Linked DNA regions of Homo sapiens: regions 1, 2 and 3 are each linked to region 4. The links are chromatin loops, found by intact Hi-C in ENCODE. Cell type or tissue: PC-9. All regions are shown on one strand. Region 1 has its middle 53 kb from the start of KLHL31. Region 2 overlaps GCLC-AS1 (GCLC antisense RNA 1). Region 3 has its middle 40 kb from the start of FBXO9. Region 4 overlaps KLHL31 (kelch like family member 31).

Region 1 (5,000 bases), 68 kb before region 4:
GCAACACAGCAAGACTCTGTCTCAAAAAAAAGAAAGAAACTCAAACAAATCAGCAAGAAAAAAAAAAAAGAGTCCCATCAAAAAGTGGACAAAGGATGTGAGTAGACATTTCTCAAAAGAAGATATACAAATGGCCAATAAACATATGAAAAAATGGTCAACATCACTAATCATCAGAAAATGCAAATTAAAACCACAATGAGATACCACCTAGCCCCAGCCAGAATGGCCATTATTAAAAAGTAAAAAAAGAAAAAAGACACCCTCGGCAGGACCCGGTGGCTCACGTCTGTAATCCCTGCACTTTGGGAGGCTGAGGCGGGCTGATCAGCTGTGGTCAGGAGTTCGAGACCAGCCTGGCCAACATAGTGAAACCCCATCTCTGCTAAAAATACAAAAATTAGCCAGGCGTGGTGGCACGTGCCTGTAGTCCCAGCTACCTGGGAGGCTGAGGCAGGAGAATCACTTGAACCTGGGAGGCAGAGGTTGCAGTGAGCCGAGATCACACCACTGCATTCCAGCCTGGGTGACAGAGCAAGACTCTGTCTCAAAAAAAAAAAAAAAGAAAAAGAAAGAAAAAGAAAAAGGCACCTGCACACATATTTTTATCACAGCACTATTCACAATTGCAAAGACACGGGACCAACCTAAGTGCCCATCGACCAATGAGTAGATAAAGAAAATGTGGTATATATACATCATGGAATACTACTCAGCCATAAAAAAGAACTAGATTTGTTTTTTGCAGCAACGTGGATGGAGCTGGAGGCCATTATTCTAAGTGAAGTAACTCAGGAATGGAAAACCAAAAACTTTATGTTCTCTATTATAAGTGGGAGCTAAGTTATGAGTGCACAAAGGCGTACAGACTGATATAATACTTTGTAGACTCAGAAGTACAGAAGGTGGAAGGGTGAGAAGGGAGTAGGGGATTAAAAACACTATATATTGAGTATAATGTACACTACTCAGGTGACAGGTCTACTAACACCTCAGGTTTCACCACTGTACAATTCATCCATATAACCAAACACCACTTATACTCCAAAAGCTATTGAGATAGATAGTTGACAGATAGATAGACAGATGCATCTGCATCTCCCTATGTATAATATATAATATAATCTATCTATATATAATAAATACATGTTTAAAGCACAGTATTACCTTTCAAAAAAATTTAAAAAAATTGATTGATTTAAAAAAAAATCAATGAACACAGTATTTGGAAGTCCACTTGATTTTATTATCACCAACGGAATTATGACACAAAGCTTAATACAACTTTTGAACTTAGGCCTGGTATTTGTCAATCAGCTAATTACCATTAGGCCACAAGACAGTCTCGCTGTTGTCTAAGAAAAACTCAGGAGCTACACATTGAAAGACTTTTAAATACTGTCATTTGCAGACTTAAGATAACTCCCATTCTGAGAACCCTGAAATGAGTTATAGTTCCATCTGACAAGATCCATAAAGAGGTTACCTCGAGTTAAAACCATTATAGGCAAATAGTCTTATTGTGGGTATTCTGTGTCCTTATGCCCTGTTCTTATTTTGCTTTGTTTTTTAATGCTTTCAGTAATTTGGTCTTCATAGAAACAAGTTCCGAAAAGTTAAATAATAAGTATTACCTTAAATACTTGAGTCAAATTTCCTATTTGCCTAAGTGAAGCCACCTTAGCCACTATGTGTATCCCAAAATATATACAACCCGTAGACCTATATCTGGTTAATCAGTGAGAATTGACCCCATCGTGTTCAAAAGTCAAGAAAAAGGATTCAAAATTGAGAATAAGTCTCAGATACCTTCCTAACTTATTACTGCCTTGGGAAAAAAAATCTTTCAGGACTAAGTAGACTCTTCTAATTTATTATCAACTCACTGATATTTCTGGAAGTATTTCTCTCTCTGCTTTCTGAGTTCTCCTTTCCGATGTTGAGAGACTTCTGAGTGTACTGCTTTTTGGATTTAGTTTTTTATGAGGAAGACTCATTTTGAAACCAAAGCTCAACAAGCCGTTGTTAAGATAAATGACTGACTAGCTAAGCAGCAGCAGGTGCCAATGTTTTCTGTCTCCACAGAAACATGAGCACAGTGACCTCTAGTGGACACTACATAGCCAGAAAGCCTAATGCTCAAAGTGGAGGTCAATCATGGAATGGTAAAAGCTCTTTTATTTTTTCTTTTGATGTGGAGTTATTGTCAGATTCTTCCAAGAATCATAACTGAGGCAATGTGAAAAGTGACCCTTTCTCTCCATACTTCCTCTCCAATCTCTTTTATTCATATCAATCAGGAACTTTTATTAGTGAAAACCTTCAAATGTTGCCAGCTCTCACCCCATCATGGGCCCCTCATTTCCCTCTACCTGTGCCGACTGCACCGACATCTAACTCAGCAATGCAGTGGCTTGCCAGGTGTTTTCATTACTGTGGGGCTTAATGAAAAAACAGGTGCTGGCTTTGCCCCAAGCAGACCGAATCAGAATCTCTAGGCGGGATCTGAGAATTATTTTCAGAAATCCACGTATGAGTCTAATACCCTTATAAAGGTCAAAGCCTGCCATTCTCTGCCTCACCATTTTTCTTCAATTAAAAATATTTTAATTTTAATTTTTAAATTTATGTGATCCCAAAATCAGAAAATAGAAAACACAAATATTTACGTATCCAGCAGAACATTTTCCTACAATTCTCTGCATCTGTCCAGTCCCCCATAAACATGTCCACTAAGGGACCATTTGTCCAAGGTGGTGTCCTGTCCTCTTAGGGTTTTTCTCTGCTGATACAAGTGAATACAAACATAAATTACCATCTTCCCCATTTTTATACAAAAGGAAACAAACTATACAAAGCAAAGTATACTATAATATACAAAGTATTTATACTTTGCTACCGTGTCTCTTTTAGATCCTTTCACATCAGTAGGTAGAAAGCCTCTTCATTCTATTTTTCTAAAGCTGCATGTCATTCCTTTCTATGAGCATATCATAAATTCTAACCAGTTCCCTATTGAAATGTTTTTCCCCACCCTTTTGCTAACGAACAATGCTCCAGTGACTGACCTTGCACATAGATAATTTCATGTGTATGCCAGGAAAAAATTTCCAAAGTGGAATTGCTAGGTCGAAAATAATTTGGTAATAATATAATAAAAAATAAAATAAATAATAATTCTTATTTTATTTTATTATGCTTTAATTTAAAAAATACATTTGATCTTTGTCCCCAGGTTCTTGGCACAAAGCTTGGGAATTTGAATTTCCTGATAGGAGGATATTTGGTTATTCATAACAAGCCCTTTTTGACTGTACCTGAGTTTATGCTAAAGAGGTGACTCATGACAAGGCCCTTAGCTTCCAGATGGGGGTTGGTCACCAGAGAAGCCAGCCATGTGATTAGAGGGTTAGAACTTTTAACTCCACCCTCTGACCTGTGGGAAGGGGAAAGAGACTAGACATGGAGTTCAGTCTTGTGACCAGTGGTTTAATCAGTCATATCTGCATAATGGAACCTATATAAAACCCTTGGACCATGAGACTCGAAGAGCTTTCCAGCTGGTGAACACATCATGTGCTAGGAGGGTGGTACATGGAAGCCCTGTATTCCCCTATCCTCATATCTTGTTCTATCCATCTCTTCCATTTGGTTATTCCTAAGTTGTTTCCTTTATTATAAAACTGTAGCACTCTCAGTGAGTTCTGTGAGCCATTCTAGTGAATTACTGAACCTGAGGGAGGTCATGAGATCCCCCAAATTTGTAGTCAGCTAGGCAGAAGTACAGGTAGCTTGGGATACCTGAGATTGGTGGCTGATGTCAGATGTGAAGGCAATTTGGGGACTGAGCCCTTCGCATGTGGGGTCTGTGCTAACTCCAGGTGTTTAGTATCAGAGAGGAATTGAAGTGTTGGGCACCCAGTTGAAGTCATAGAATCAGTGTCAGAGCATACACACCATTATCACAATCCAATATGAGGAACCTTTGTGGAGTGATGGAAATCTGAAATCTTTCAGTTCTTTACTTACCTGATCTCTTTGCAGCACTGGACATGGTCAACCAGTCTTCATTCCTAAAACCCTCCTCTACTGGTTCCTGAAAACTAAACTTTTCACCTTCCTCCTACCTCTGACCACCTCTTCCCAGGCTCCTTTGCAGGCTCTCCTTTATCTTTTTGTGCCTAAAATAGTTCTCCAGGTGTCTTTTCCCAGGTCCAATCTCCTGTGCATTGATGACTTCTAAATTTGTATCCCCAATCCCCCAAGTCCTTCTCATAGGCTGATGACCAACAGTCCAACGCATTTTTGGACATTTCCTCACAGATGCATTGAACTCACTAAAACGAAACTCTCCATCTTTTCGCTTTGCTTCTGTGCTCTCTGTTCCAAACCTGCTTTGGGTCATGTATTCCGGTCAATATGAACTACAACCATGCCCAAGTAGACACCCTATTCGAGTTGCTCTCTGTGATTTGCCCTTCGTTGAAGTCATCCTAATTAGTGCAGCCAATGTTCTGCCAAACAAGAGGAATTGCTTCTTGTAGAAAATGTAAAAATAAAAGAGAAGATTTCAATGCAAATGAAGAAGATTTAGTCATGACTGAAGAGCACAGGCTAGGAAAGCGCTGTCTGGTGGACCAAGACATTACCTTGGACACTAAACCATGAAGCGGGGCCTGAAAGGACTCCCTTTTACAGAAGACCTACAGGCTTCTCCCAGAAGATGGAATTAAGGCAAGCACGAAAACTTGGAGGCTACCTATTTACCAACCTTTTTAAAAAAAGTTTTAAAAAAATTATAATTTCTGCAGGATTCCTATGTGACCACAGTGCTAAGTGCTTTATATATATTATTTCATTATTGCTCACAATAGGGCTAGGCATGGTGGCTCACTCCTGTAATCCCAGCACTTTGGGAGGCTAAGGTGGGTGGCTCACTTGAGGTCAGGAGTTTGAGACCAGCCTGGCCAGCATGGTGAAATCCTGTCTCTGCTAAAAAT
Region 2 (5,000 bases), 160 kb after region 4:
GGACTCCAGCCTGTTACCTCTGGATGGAAATGAACAAGTACCAAAGAGACAAACTTCTAGGTTGCTAGACATGTTTTATATCTCAATCTGGGTGACGATTCATGGATATCAAGATGTTTAAAAATGACTGGCTGTACACTTAAGATGAGGGCAGTTTACACATTTTGGGTTTGTTATGCCTCAAACAGAAGCAAAATGTGGGTTAAACTGGTTCAGAAAGGAGGAAGGAGAAAAGAAACTTTTCTGAGCAAAAACTAGTGTATTAGTCCGTTTTCACACTGCTGATAAAGACATACCTGAGACTGGGTAATTTATAAAGAAAAAGGGGTTTAATGGACTCACAGTTCCACGCAGCTGGGGAGACTTCACAATCATGGCAGAAGGCAAAAGGCACGTCATTCATGGCAGCAGGCGAAGAGAATGAGAATCAAGCCAAAGGGGAAACCCCTTATAAAATCATTAGATCTCGTGAGACTTACTAACATGAGAACAGTATGGGGGAAACCGCCCCCCATGATTCAATTATCTCCCACCAGGTCCCACCCACAATACGTGGGAATTATGGGAGCTACAATTCAAGATGAGATTTGGGTGAAGACACAGCCAAACTGTATCATAGCGTGGCGAATGTGTTGAAAAACTGCATTTTTATGCCCTTTTAATACATTACACTTTCATCATGGCAAATGAAAGCAGTTTAAAAGCCAACATCTCAATCAAAAGTGATTCATTCTGAAGTTCCTAGGAAGTTTATCAGCATTGTGTTGGGACAGGATACAAGTACTTCTAGCATAAAAGCAAAAGTATAGAACTGAGTTCCAATCTTAATATTTATACATACTAGCTGGGTGACTTTAGACTTTGTCTATATATCATCTGTGAAATAGACATGAGAACACTTCGCCGATTTGCTATGTGGTGGAAATAAGGCAATGTACATAAAAGCAAAGGACATAAACTGTTCAGGCAAGCCATGTTTGCTCCCTACTCTGCCCCTGGAGAGTGTGACAACACTATTATATTAAAGACGACACAACCTGCATCTACTTTCTACCAGTATATAACACACATTTTCTTAATAGTCTCCTTTGAAATAATTTAGCCTTCCAAGAATGCAATGAAGTCAGCAGAGAAAAACAATCATACTGATGACTTAGGATCTAAAATTTCTAGAAAATGAAACATGAGAAGCTCTTCATATGTTTTTATCACCTCTCAAACAGTCCTGGTGAGTTTCCCAGAACCTTTTTTGGCTTTGTCCAAAATAAAGCCATGTGTTTTGAATACTATTGGTCTTTCTGCAAAGTAGAGACGCTTGGCATATTCAGAAATTTTGGATGCAAGTGACAGAAAACCCCCACACCCACCAGCTTTAGAAAAAAAGAAAACCTACCAGCTAATATCACAGAAACGTCCAAGAGGTGGCACTAGCTTCAGGCACAGGTTATTGGCTCAAATGCTCTCAAGTCCCGTCTCCCGATTCCTGGCTTACACCTTCCACTATAACGGTTTCACTCTCAGGCAGGCTTTCTCCATAGAGCACACTCCCCCAGTGCCCAGCCCTATCCAGCAGCTCCAGCAACGCCAGGCATGCATTACAGTAGCTGGGCAACCCCAGTGGAAAAGAGCCTCTCATTTGCCACAAGTGTATAGGAAAGTCTGGGTCTGTCTGAGTTTGTGCAGAATCATGATGTGATTCTCTAATGAGTCAGGAGACTGGGGTTCTAGTTCTGACTCTACAACTAGTGTTTGTATGATATTAAGCAAGTCATTTCCTTTCTTTGGACCTCAATTGTCTCATCTATAAAACAGAGGAATAAAATCTCAATGCCATCTTGAGTCAGTTTTAGAGCTAACAACATTTCTTAAGTTATCCACACTAAAAACTGTTTCCTCTGGAAGTTTGATAATAGTGCCCTCTAGCGATCTTTTCAGTAGGTGCCTTTTTATTTCATTTGGTGTACAAATATTCCTCAATTCACAGAGACATTCAGAGCGCATTTGCTATAAAACGAAATTCCACATCGAAATATATTTTTCCATTCTCATTTTAAAATAGAAATATGCTTGTGCTCCAAAATAAGTAGCTAAAACTGTGGATTTCACATTTATTACTGTTTTAGCTGCATCTTGGTCGTTCGGTTATATTGTACTTTCATTGTTGTTCTTCGTACGTGTTTTCTACTATCCCTTGTGATTTCTTCTTTGGCCATGGGTTACTTAGTAGAATGTGGCTTCATTTCAAAACCTTTGGGAATTTTCTAGATGTCTTTTTTATTATTGATGTCTAGTATAGTTTCATTTTGATCATAGAATATTCTGTTATTTCAATGTGTTGAATGTTTGACCTTTTAATAGCCCAGGGTACAGTCTTTCTTGATGAATATTCCATGTACACTTCAGAATAATATATAATTGGTGTGTATAGTGTGTAGTTTTCTTTAGTAGTTGAATTTTTGATAATGTTCTTCAAATCATCTGTATCCTTGCTGCTTTTCTTTGCCTACTTTTTTTTCAATTACTGAGAGTGGAATGTTAAAATCCCAAAATTTGATTGTGGATTTGTCTGTTTCTCTATAGTTTTGTCAGTTTTTGCCTCATACACTATGAAGCTCTGTTAGGTATCTTCACACTTAGGAATTGTATGTCTTCTTGATGAATTGATCCTTCTATCATAATAAAGTATCCCTTTTTAATCTCTAGGAATACTCTTGTTTTGAACTTTACTTTGTCTGATATTAATACTCCATGTCAACTTTCTTACAATTAGTGCTTACATAATAAATATTTTCTATCTTTTTACTTGCAAACTAGCTATGATTTTAGAATTAAAGTGTTTCCCTTTAAACAGCTTCTAGTTGGGTCTTTCTTTTTTTATCCTTTTTAATGGAAGTGCTTAGTTCATTAACATTTACTGTAATAATTGATATGGTTGAGTTTAAGTCTACCATCTTGTTAGTTTCCTATTTGTTTCTAATGTTCTCTTTCCTTTAATGCACTTTTCCTGTCATCTTTTGGTATCCTATTTTATGTCCTCTATTAATAATATCTTGTATTTAAAAATGATTTCTCCAAACAACCCCATCAAAAACTGTGCAAAGGATATGAAGAGACACTTCTCAAAAGAAGACATTTATGGGGCCAAAAAACATGGGGAAAAAGCTCATCATTACTGGTCAATACAGAAATGCAAGTCAAAACCAAAATGAGATAGCATCTCACACCAGTTAAAATGGTGATCATTAAAAAGTCAGGAAACAACAGATGCTGGAGAGGATGTGGAGAAATAGGAATGCTTTTACACTGTTGGTGGGAGTGCAAATTAGTTCAACCATTGTGGAACACAGTGTGGTGATTCCTCAAGGATCTAGAACCAGAAATACCATTTGACGCAGTGATCCCATTACTAGATATATACCCAAAGGATCGTAAATCATTCTACTATAAAGACTCATGCACACGTATGTTTATTGCAGCACTATTCACAATAGCAAAGACTTGGAACCAACCCAAATGCCCATCAGTGGTAGACTGGATAAAGAAAATGTGGCACATATACACCATGGAATACTATGCAGCCATAAAAAAGGATGAGTTCATGTCCTTTGCAGGGACATGGATGAAGCTGGAAACCACCATTCTCAGCAAACTAACACAAGAACAGAAAACGAAACACCACATGTTCTCACTCATAAATGGGAGTTGAACAGTGAGAATACATGGACACAGGGAGGGGAACATCACACACTGGGGCCTGTCAGGGGGTGGGTGGGCTAGGGGAGGGATAGCATTAGGAGAAATACCTAATGTAGGTGATGGGTTGATGGGTGCAGCAAACCACCATGGCACGTGTATACCTATGTAACAAACCTGCACGTTCTGCACATGTATTCCAGAACTTAAAGTATAATAAATAAATAAATAAATAAGGTATCTCTTTGCATATTTTTAAATGATTATAATATTCATCTCTAACTTACTACAATTAAGCATAGACTAACACTAAATCAGTTCATATACAAGGAAACACCATAGAGGAGTACACGTTCACCCACCACCTCCCATTCTCTGCGCTACTGTTGTCATATATTTTACTACCACATTTTTTTTTAATTTTATTATTATTATACTTTAAGTTTTAGGGTACATGTGCACAACGTGCAGGTTTGTTACATATGTATACATGTGCCATGTTGGTGTGTTGCACCCATTACCTCGTCATTTAGCATTAGGTATATCTCCTAATGCTATCCCTCCCCCGTCCCCTCACCCCACAACAGGCCCCAGTGTGTGATATTCCCCTTCCTGTGTCCATGTGTTCTCATTGTTCAATTCCCACCTATAAGTGAGAACATGCGGTGTTTGGTTTTTTGTCCTTGGGATAGTTTGCTGAGAATGATGATTTCCAGCTTCATCCATGTCCCTACAAAGGACATGAACTCATCATTTTTTATGGCTGCATAGTATTCCATGGTGTATATGTGCCACATTTTCTTAATCCAGTCTATCATTGTTGGACATTTGGGTTGATTCCAAGTGTTTGCTATTGTGAATAGTGCTGCAATAAACATACATGTGCATGTGTCTTTATAGCAGCACGGTTTATAATCCTTTGGGTGTATACCCAGTAATGGGATGGCTGGGTCAAATGGTATTTCTACTTCTAGATCCCTGAGGAATCGCCACACTGACTTCCACATGGTTGAACTAGTTTACAGTCCCACCAACAGTGTAAAAGTCTTCCTATTTCTCCACATCCTCTCCAGCACCTGTTGTTTCCTGACTTTTTAATGACTGCCATTCTAACTGGTGTGAGATGGTATCTCATTGCGGTTTTGATTTGCATTTCTCTAATGGCCAGTGATGATGAGCATTTTTTCATGTGTTTTTTGGCTGCATAAATGTCTTCTTTTGAGAAGTATCTGTTCATATCCTTCGCCCACTTTTTGATGGGGTTGTTTGTTTTTTTTCTTGTAAATTTGTTTGAGTTCATTGTAGAT
Region 3 (5,000 bases), 550 kb after region 4:
CTATCAAGATTTCCCACAATCTCCCAAACCTTCCTATTTGCATCAGTCTTTGGCGCATCACTACCTTTCATTTATTTCCCCTAAGCTACCCAAAGCCTGAGTGCTACTCTAGACTTGCAAATTCTTTCCTGTATTAAGGGCAGTCTCATCCGCTGGTGGGTGAGGAACACAGGGTAACTATTTGGCATACTTGCCTCTGCTTCCCAATCCTGTGCCCAGAGCAGGCATCGCTGATCAGTCAGCCATGGCACGCATCCCTACTGAGTTGACTCAGCAGCAGAATATTTCTTAACCAGCACTTCAGACAACCACTACCAATGGATCAAGCCCAGCCATTGATTTAAGTTGAAGCTTAACTTGCTGTAGTGTAAAGGGATTGCTCCTATAAACTACATAGTTGAAATGGCTCACAAGTACAGTCTTAGGGTTGTTGTTTTGAGATTTATGATTTTAGAGTCTGCTTTCTGGCATCTCCCAGTCATTGGTCCCTTCTTAGTACAGAGCTATTTTCTCAACTGACCCTAAGTGTTACTGTCCTTTTAGATAATAATAGATTCCATATGGAGAGCCTATTATGTGCTGGGACCTAACATCTGTAGTATTTATTGCCATAGCAACCCTGCAGGTAGTTTTCATTATCCCCAGTTTACAAATGAGGCTCCAGGTGGTAAGTGACTTTGACTAAGTAGATGCTGGTAAGGGTGGGTGTTCAAACTCAGGGCTGGCTAGGCATAGTGGCTCATGCCTGTAATCCCAGCACTTTGGGAGGCTGAGGCAGGCAGATCACCTGAGGTCAGGAGTTCAAGACCAGCCTGGCCAATATGGTGAAACCGCATCTCTACTAAAAATACCAAAAAATTAGCGGGGCATGGTGCCCCTCTAGTCCCAGCTACTCAGGAGCTGAGGCAAGAGAATCCCTTCAACTCAGGAGGCCACGCCACTGCATTCCAGCCTGGGCGACAGGGTGAGACCCCATCTCCAAAAAAAACAAACAAAAACAACTAAAAACCCAGGGCTATCTAACCCCAAAGTCCGGATTCTGTCCACTGTTTTATGATACTTCCCTACTTCTCCTGTCAAATTCTGAGTTAGAGGAAGGCCTTACTCGTTCATGTCTGGGTAGAATATGATTCTTTCTTATTCAGGTCCCCAGGGACCTAAAGGAATCATGTTTAAGATTTAAAGGCTCCAAAGCTGAAAGATCCAAAGCTGAAAGATCTGTAGAGGCCTCAGTGTTGGTAGTTCTCACTTGCTCTGAATGGTCCTAGCATCTACTAGGTTTGAATTGGGGGCACCCAGGCAAAGAACTCCTCTGACACAGTGTTGGTAGAAGCCACAGAAGTCTTCCCTCCACTGCAATGGTTAACTATAATGATCTGATTGGGAATCAGCTCACATTTACTGAGTATCTGCTAGGGTCAGGATCTGTGCTAGGTTCACTGAGCTCATGTCTTCTGACCCAGTTTGTGGTCTTTGCACCACACCATGCAGTTGGCTCTTTATATCGCAGTGCTCAAAATACATCCACTCCTCTAGGAGATAGTGCAGAGGTACACACCCCTGTTGGGGATGAAGGAACAAGCAAAGAGAGGAGACTTTGCTTTTAGCTACACACTTCAAAGACATACAAACTATAAGGCAAAGAAAGATATCTCTCTGCAACTGTCCACATTAATTTGGGATTATAGGTCCAGGCCTGGAGGAAATTAGCTAGTCATTAAAGAAATCAGATGGGAATAAAGAACAGATCATGAGAAAAGTAGAAACTGTTATCTGATATGGATTCACTTTTTTAAGCTGTTGGGAATTCCTGGTACTAAAGCCTCTGTTAGCCAAATGCAGAAGTCAGTGAGCATTCCGAGGGACTTCAGAATCCAGTGCAGGGCAACAGATACATTGGACCCTTCTGCAAAGTGGTTTTCCTGGTAAAATCATGGAAATTAGTGAGGTCTAATCGTCACTCTACTCGTCACACACTAGGAAACACCGCTGGTATTTTCTTCTCTTCTATAGAGGAAGAAAAATAGCCAGAAAAGAATGGATAACCTTCATTCTGAGTTACATCTGACAAAAAGCCAAATGTAGGGCACTGGCCATGCCTTGAGTATAGTGACCATCCATCCCAGTTCGCTCAGGAGCCTCCCGATTTATGCTTGCTGTTCCAGTGCAATTACAAAAAAAACACTACTCTTTCCTCTAAAAAGTGTCCTGATTTTGACAATAAATTGACTATTTGATCACCCTACTTATAGAGCAGGTTTCAACTTACTGCTCCTTTGGCCTGAATACAATAAATTGGGCTGGATGTATTTCCAGGACTTGAGGAAAAGTTAGTCTGCACAGAAAAGCCATTTCAGCAAAAGAAGCCTATGCTGCTTATGCAATCTCCACACTATCCTTCTTCAATCTACCATACACACACATGCACACCATGTCCAGAATTGGCCAGCATTCTTAGGATAGTCTTGCACAGTTTTCTGAATCTCAATTCTGCTGCTAGATATTTACTGGATTCATAAGAAGAAGGTGCAAATATGGAAGCCTTGAGTGGATTTAACAGTGATCCCCCAAAAACTCTGCACTGAGCATTAGACCACAGCAAGAGGGGCTGTGGGCCTCTCAAGAGAGTCACAAATCAGGCCACTTGCTTGTCAAATGGGGACAGGTTGGCCCCTCTTCTGGATCTCAACAACCCCAACCTCAGATACTATCCCAGGATCCCTTTCCTATTCATTCCAAATCAGGATATTCAATTTCCTCATGCAGCCAGGACAAACTGGCCAGATTAAAAAAAAAAAAAAAAAAAAAAAACAATGGCCAAGAAAACTGAGATTTCTGGGCTACTTGCTGAAGAGTTGGCATGGCAGGAGTTAGGGCACTGTCACAAAAATGGCATTTCTGTTTGAATATACACCTTAAATCTTAGATCCTGTCACTTGCAGCTTTGAAAGTCAGTCAGAAAGATCTGGGGTGTTCCTATTTTCTTGTGAATGTGAAAATCAGCTCCCCCTAACACTATGAAGAATAAGAGCAAAAACAAAAAGGCTGGGACAAGAGTGTCACCTAGTGACAAAAGGATGCTTTTGTTAGTTTCTTCCAATAGAGCATCAAGAGCCCATGAAATGTGTCCAGTGCTTTATAGGGATCCTTTTATCTCATGTTCACAACAGAGAGGTGCTTTGGAATCAGAGATTTAAAAGAAATGGACCCTGTCCTCAACCACAGTTTGATGGAGGGCATTCGCATGTAAAAACAGAATTAAAATGGAATGTGATAACTGCTGGGATAGAGGCAATGTGGAATATTTTGGAGACAGACAAGGGACACCTTCTGGTGGAATCAGGAGAAGTATACATAGGTACTGAGCCTAACAATTAATTGGGTATTAGCTCCCTGCTCGGCTTACCTATCCCTATGCCAATTACACAAGGAGAGAAACTGTGAGGTTGAACTTGACACACACCATCCATTGACTCTCTTTCTTATGATGTACCCCTTGGTTGATGGCTGCGCTGTCCATTACAGTAGTCACTGGTCACATGTGGCTATGAGCACTTGGAACATGGCTAAGCCAGTAGAAGTGTGCTGGAAGTGTAAATTACACTCCAGATTCCAAAGATTTAGAATTTTTTAAAGTGTAAAAAAATCCCATTAGTAATTTTTATATTGAGTACGTGTCAAAATGATACTGTTTTGGATAGTACTGGATTAAAATAAATTATTAAAATTAACTTCACCTTTTTAATAAAAAAATGGCTCTAGAAACTTAAAAATTACATATGTGGTTCAAATTATATTTCTAGTGGGCAGCGCTGGTCTAAGCTCCAGTGGGAATTGTAACATATTGGAGTTTTGATGTTATTTCTTTAGAACTGGACTCTACTCCTGGCTCTGGCTATGAGAAAGCATTCTGGAGTTAGCCTTGCTCCACTACTCAGTAACCAGGATGAGCTTGACAAGTTTATTTAAACTCTCTTAACCTGAAATTTCTTATTTATAAAATAGGAACAATAATACCTGTGTGTTGTGAGCACAAATGAGATAATCCATATAAAAGAAGGCCTTCTGCCCCATACTTAACACATAATCTCTCAAAGTTTTTAAACAACTTTATTATTACTTGCATATAATTTCTTTCTTTCTTTCTTTTGAAAACAGGGTTTACTCTGTCACCCAGGCTAGAGTGCAGTGGCGTGATCTTGGCTCGCTGCAGCCTCCACTTCTCGGGCTTCTGAATAGCTGGGACTCCAGGCACGTACCACCATGCCTGGCCAATTTTGTTTTTATTTTTTCTAGAGATGAGGTCTATGTTGCCCAGGTTGAACATATAAGTTCTTGATTCTCTGCATTTTTAAATTAACAAATAATGGTACATGTTTGTGGAGTACAATGTGATGTTTTGATACATGTACACATTGCAAAATGAGCAAATCAGACTAATTAACGTATCTATCACCTCATATACTTATCCTTTCTTTGTGGTGAGAACATTTAAAATATGCTCTTTTGGCCATTTAAACATATGCATTGTTAATAACTACAGTGACCATGTTATGCCACAGATCACTAGAATGTATTCCTCCTAGCTGAAACTTTACATACCCTTGAACTAATATCTCTGCTTTCCCCATCCACCCTTCCCTCCAGCCCCTGGTAACCACCACTCTACTCTCTTCTATCAGTTTGACTTTTTTAGATTTTACAAATAAGTAAGATCATGCAGTAACATCTAAGTTCTTAATAAACATTATTAAGACTAGAATTTACTGAGTGCTTACAACTGCCAGGCCCTCTGCATGAATACACGCCTTTAATTTGTGAGGGTCCTGGTTATACCACCTGAGGCAAACAACTTCACCCTTCATGAGCCCCCATTTCCTCACCTCCACATGGGGATAGTTGGTCAGTAAGTGACTTCTAGGGAAACTTCCAGCTTTGACATTCTATGTGTCATCTGACATTTAAACATATTTCACTATCACATTAAGTATTATTCAAAG
Region 4 (5,000 bases):
ATTAAACTTCCATTCATATGAAATGTTCAGAAAATCATGCTTATATCATGGTAGTAGTACAAAGTCAAACATAACTAATGAGCAAGATCTGAAAATTTGTGTAGTATTTCATGAAAAATATACTTTATTATTCCATTATGTGTGTATGCATTTTAAAGAACACAATTAACTGATTTTTAGTGTTTAATTTGTAACTATAGTTGAGTTTAATTTGGGAGTTAAATGGGACAAAGATGAACATCAGACTGAAGGAGTGAGTTCTGTATTTACAATACTTCTGAACTATGTCAACAGGAAAGCATCAGTTCACTATGCTTATTTTCCTCCTGCTGTAAAGACACCTTTTAGTACTCGAGTCGCTTTGTGAGGTATTGATTGCAGTGCTTATACATGGATAGTTCCGAGCACTGAAAAAAATATATATTTATCCCTAAACTAAAAAGTCTTCTCTACTGACAAGTGCTGGAAAATAGAAGAGTATCCAAAGTTAAGCCTTTGTTGATGCTTTTAGACAGTTCTATTGGTCTCAGTCTAACAGACAAGAGAAGACTTTGCTGAGTGGCTTGGCTTTACTGTCGCAATGGCCAAGAGAGGTGTAGGATTAAGGGGTTTGTGAGAAATGGAGAAATCCAGTCAGTCAATTCGTATCTTAAACTGTGACAGGGAGCTAGGAATGGTTGGCATCTGAGGATATGCAGAATTGACTTTAATATGGCGATGCCCTTCTCTGATCGCCACTCCTCTGATCGTCACAAATGCCCAGCCTCCCCCATGTGCACATCTCGTAAATCCCACTGGATGATAGATATTTGAATATGGAGGAAAGGGGGACTGAAAGCTCAGTCTCTGTGGGCTCTTCTCCAAGTGGCCCCATAAAGGGAGTGCTTATAAACGGAGGAGAGGCTTATAAACGGGGGCGAGGGGTGGTCAATGCCTGCTTTGTCTTTTCCAAGTGTCACACATTTTTACTGGCTGAGAGAGAAACTCCAGCCTCCAGGTGAGGTGCTGGGCCAGGTCCCTCGCCTCCTTGCAGGGGTAGTGTCAGGCTTCCCACTCATGATTTGCAAAGTAACATGGGGTCCCCAGCTGCCGCCGACAAAGCTGTTACACCTTCTCTATCATTTCCAGATACGATCCCCGCTTCAACACCTGGATACACCTGGCCAGCATGAACCAGAAGCGCACGCACTTCAGCCTGAGCGTGTTCAACGGGCTCGTGTACGCCGCGGGCGGCCGCAACGCAGAAGGAAGCCTGGCCTCGCTGGAGTGCTACGTGCCCTCCACCAATCAGTGGCAGCCGAAGACGCCCCTGGAGGTGGCGCGCTGCTGCCACGCTAGCGCGGTCGCCGACGGCCGCGTGCTGGTGACCGGAGGCTACATAGCCAACGCCTACTCGCGCTCTGTGTGCGCCTACGACCCGGCCAGCGACTCGTGGCAGGAGCTGCCGAACCTCAGCACACCCCGGGGCTGGCACTGCGCGGTCACGCTGAGCGACAGAGTGTACGTGATGGGCGGCAGCCAGCTGGGGCCGCGCGGGGAGCGCGTGGACGTGCTCACCGTGGAGTGCTACAGCCCCGCGACCGGCCAGTGGAGCTACGCGGCGCCGCTGCAGGTGGGAGTGAGCACTGCGGGCGTCTCGGCGCTGCATGGCCGCGCCTACCTGGTGGGGGGCTGGAACGAGGGCGAGAAGAAGTACAAGAAGTGCATCCAGTGCTTCAGCCCCGAGCTCAACGAGTGGACGGAGGACGACGAGCTACCCGAGGCCACTGTCGGCGTGTCCTGCTGCACCCTCTCGATGCCCAACAACGTGACTCGGGAATCCCGGGCCAGTTCGGTATCTTCTGTGCCAGTCAGTATCTGAGCCCAGGTAGATGCAGGGACGCAGGAAGAACACGTTATTTATTCGTAGAGCCACGTGGTTAACCTCTGAGTTCGCGAAAAGGAAAATATTTAACATTTACTACACTGATTGTATTGTAAAATATGTCGAGGCACATGTCCTGATGGCTTTAAATTCCTGGTATGGCATAATCTACCTCTTTTTTTTTTTTTTTTTTTTAGCAAAATACAGGGCAATGGCCAACAAAAGAAACAATTTATTTCAGCGGCCACTGGGTGGCAGACGGAATTCGTTATAGGCACTCTCCCAAGGCGGCATGTTTCCTAAATGTATAGCGGTTACACCCACATTTGAGATTTTTTCCTCTACACGTTAGTACACTTGAGGTTTATGTAAGTGATTTCATGTTCAAAAGTTTATTTTCCTCTCTCTCTTTTTTCTTTAGGAAGTTGAAGATATTCATATAGATTTTATTTATTTAAAAATGGAAATTGTCGATCTCCATAAAGACTTAAGATTTAATTCTGTATTTCAACGCAATTTTCCCCCCATATGTGATTGAGTAAAGGATTTTGAAAGATATCCCATGACAACGTAATAAAGCTTAAAACAAGATCTGACCGAAAAGGAATAGGGATTCCACCCAGGGACCCTAAATTTGATAACCTTTGTGTTAGCGGACATTCCTCTTCCTCCATGCCTCAGGCCCCAGTTTATTTTCTACCATAAAATCATGCTCTCAATGAAGTAATTGATATGAATCATTTAATTTATAGCATAAATTTAAGTCATTTGGTTGTTTCAACTAGAAGGATTTGCATTTTATCCCTTGTCCTCTATTAAAGAAGAATTTCACATACCCTGGGAGCCTTACCCTCACCCTAAAAACTACACCAACCTGGTTAAAGGCAACCTTGGCCCTAATGTACACCCCGCGAAGATCACCAAATAAAACTATGTCCCTAAGGACCATTAGCCTTAAGCTTAGAGAGCTTGAAGTTTACACAACCAATAACAATAATTTTATTTGCCCCAATCTTTTATATGATAAGAATGATAGAAACATTTGGAATTTGTAGATTTGGTAGTAACTGGATGAATGGGTTCTCCTGTTGATAAATGCCATTGTTTCCCATTTAATATGGATCCTCCTGATTTCTTAAGTAAAAATCAAGCACTCATCTCACGTATATAAAAATATATACTCATTCTGTCCTATTTTTATTAATCTCATCTGCTCCAAATGAGCTTTGGATTTATAATCAAAGTGTACCCACTTGATAGCACTTTTCCTATATGTTTGCCAAGTTTTGGGGAAAGGGAATGACTGTAGTAAATGATACATATTTTCCTTTTTTATAATTTATCACTTTATTCTTTGACAGTTTATTTGTTTTGGAGAGGAAGTGGCCTATCAATTATGGGTTATGTGCAATTGGATTTTGAAAAATAAAACAAGCTATTTAGGAATTGAACATGAGATATATGGAAATATAATTTGGTTTTTGTTAATCTCATCCTCTCCACCTTGTGTAGATAGGTTATTGCTAGTTATGATATTTATTTCTAAAATATGTTATTTGAACTGTGAAAAGTGGTTCATATAGTACACTTTGTGGAACAATTTTATATCATTACCCCGATGAAAAGTTCAATCTCTGGATATTTAATGATAACACTCAGGTAAGGGCTACAAACGCTGTAAATTAAGAACAAGATATTATTAATGTAAAAGCGCTGGGCTGTTTCCTTATCCCACACAAAGAATCTTTTACCTTGGTATATGTGGATATGGTATATTACCTTGGTGTATGTATATGTGTGTATACGCACACACTCATACAACTGAGAAGCCTATAGTATATGGTTAATTTTTGGAGAAAAGGGTGTTTTATTGTGGGTTACAGATCATAAGTGAGTGAATAGATGTAATTCCTTGATGCACACCAATAGATGTGTTCCCATTGACATCTTAGAAGTATTGTATGAAGAGGAGGACCTAGGGCTTGAAATGAAATGAGAATCAATCAATTGCAACATTACATGATGGAATAATGAGAAGAGATACTGAAACTAGAGGATTTTTCATCTATCAAAGCTTGATAAATTAGGTTGTGCAAAAACTTGGCAGTGGCTTTCTAGAGATGAAACTGGAGACATGTTAGTGCTGGATAAATCATTTAAAATTACCATTTAATTTATTTTCTACATTGTTTATCTGAAGACTCAGAAAATCCACATATTTGAGCTTACCAGACTCTTGGGTGCATTGCTGTTCTATCTTCTGCTTCAACAGTTAGGAAAATAAAGACCAATATGAATTTGGAATGTCAGAATTTCTGACATAACACATTGGCGAGGAGTATGGAATGTAAGGGTCGGTGAAAGTTTCATATCCTGGAACATCTTGCATTGCCAATTGAAAGACATAAAAGTATGCAGAATCAAAATAATATGTGTCCACTTTCATGTGTAAGTGAAACATATTCTTTACACCAACTATTGAAGCAGTTGCTCCTAGAAACCTAGTTTCTCCAGATTTCCCAAGTGGAAAATATTTAGTATGTTTTAAGCTTACATTCAATTACTCCAGAGTCTTAGGACCCAACCATATACTTCCTTTTATTTTTTATTAAAGAAAATGACTTGTTATTTTTGTAACGGCTGAGTCCTGTGATCAAATAAAAGCATCAGTTCAATATATCAGGGAAATTGCATGTTACCCAGCAACTGAAATAATAAAATTCAAGCTCTCTTTTTCTAAATGGGCCAGAGACCTGATGAGAAAGTCTCCAGGAAGCCAAACTTTAACATACTTTGTCCATTTTTAGTTAGGTTCTTGGTGCCAAGTTGTCATCCCTGATGCATTAGTTGCTTTCAGTGCATTGAATGAATTTTATTTTTACTTCCTATGTTGTAAGAATGGTTTTGAATAGAAGGTCAGTGATGGTACAGATTCGTATAATTTTAAAACATGATTAGATGGTAGTGAAGTGTTATGAGTGAGGAGGTATAATTGATGTCATGAGGAAGTGAGTACTGAATGGTTCTATGATTTAAGGTAAAGCAGCAGTTGTAGTAAGTGTATTTTACAAATACACATGTAAATAGAGGTTTACCTGGAAATATGTACGTTCTAAAAGGTCAATTTTTTAATTTT

The links. Hi-C counts contacts between places; a loop is a spot of excess contacts. Peaks named below come from ENCODE experiments on the same cell type or tissue, not always from the same donor. Only the 100,000 strongest peaks of a DNase experiment are listed, where the experiment ranks them.
Region 1: it touches region 4 in a loop (5-fold over the local background); 45 of 110 quality-filtered maps call a loop at or near these places.
Region 2: it touches region 4 in a loop (8-fold over the local background); 95 of 110 quality-filtered maps call a loop at or near these places.
Region 3: it touches region 4 in a loop (18-fold over the local background); 2 of 110 quality-filtered maps call a loop at or near these places.

Annotation. Positions count from the first base shown.
Region 1 is chr6:53,716,162-53,721,161 of GRCh38, reverse strand. No RefSeq gene overlaps it. Among named protein-coding and RNA genes, the nearest start is that of KLHL31, 53 kb to the right of the region's middle. In PC-9, a CTCF peak has its summit at 2,122 (motif pointing left); a DNase peak (open chromatin) is centred at 2,081.
Region 2 is chr6:53,490,030-53,495,029 of GRCh38, reverse strand. The region is part of intron 3 of GCLC-AS1 (GCLC antisense RNA 1); the gene reads right to left. Among named protein-coding and RNA genes, the nearest start is that of GCLC, 53 kb to the left of the region's middle. In PC-9, CTCF peaks have their summits at 1,710 and 1,911 (motif pointing left); no DNase peak of the experiment used is centred here.
Region 3 is chr6:53,102,535-53,107,534 of GRCh38, reverse strand. No RefSeq gene overlaps it. Among named protein-coding and RNA genes, the nearest start is that of FBXO9, 40 kb to the right of the region's middle. In PC-9, a CTCF peak has its summit at 3,044 (motif pointing left); no DNase peak of the experiment used is centred here.
Region 4 is chr6:53,648,459-53,653,458 of GRCh38, reverse strand. It overlaps KLHL31 (kelch like family member 31), which reads left to right. Exons shown (of 3, transcript NM_001003760.5): 3 at 1,129-5,000. The coding sequence ends at 1,861. Among named protein-coding and RNA genes, the nearest start is that of KLHL31, 15 kb to the left of the region's middle. RefSeq lists enhancers at 1,353-1,572, 1,603-1,662 and a silencer at 2,034-2,328. In PC-9, CTCF peaks have their summits at 1,184, 1,473, 1,996 and 2,220; DNase peaks (open chromatin) are centred at 1,308 and 2,058; H3K4me3 peaks cover 2,780 bases; H3K27ac peaks cover 2,416 bases.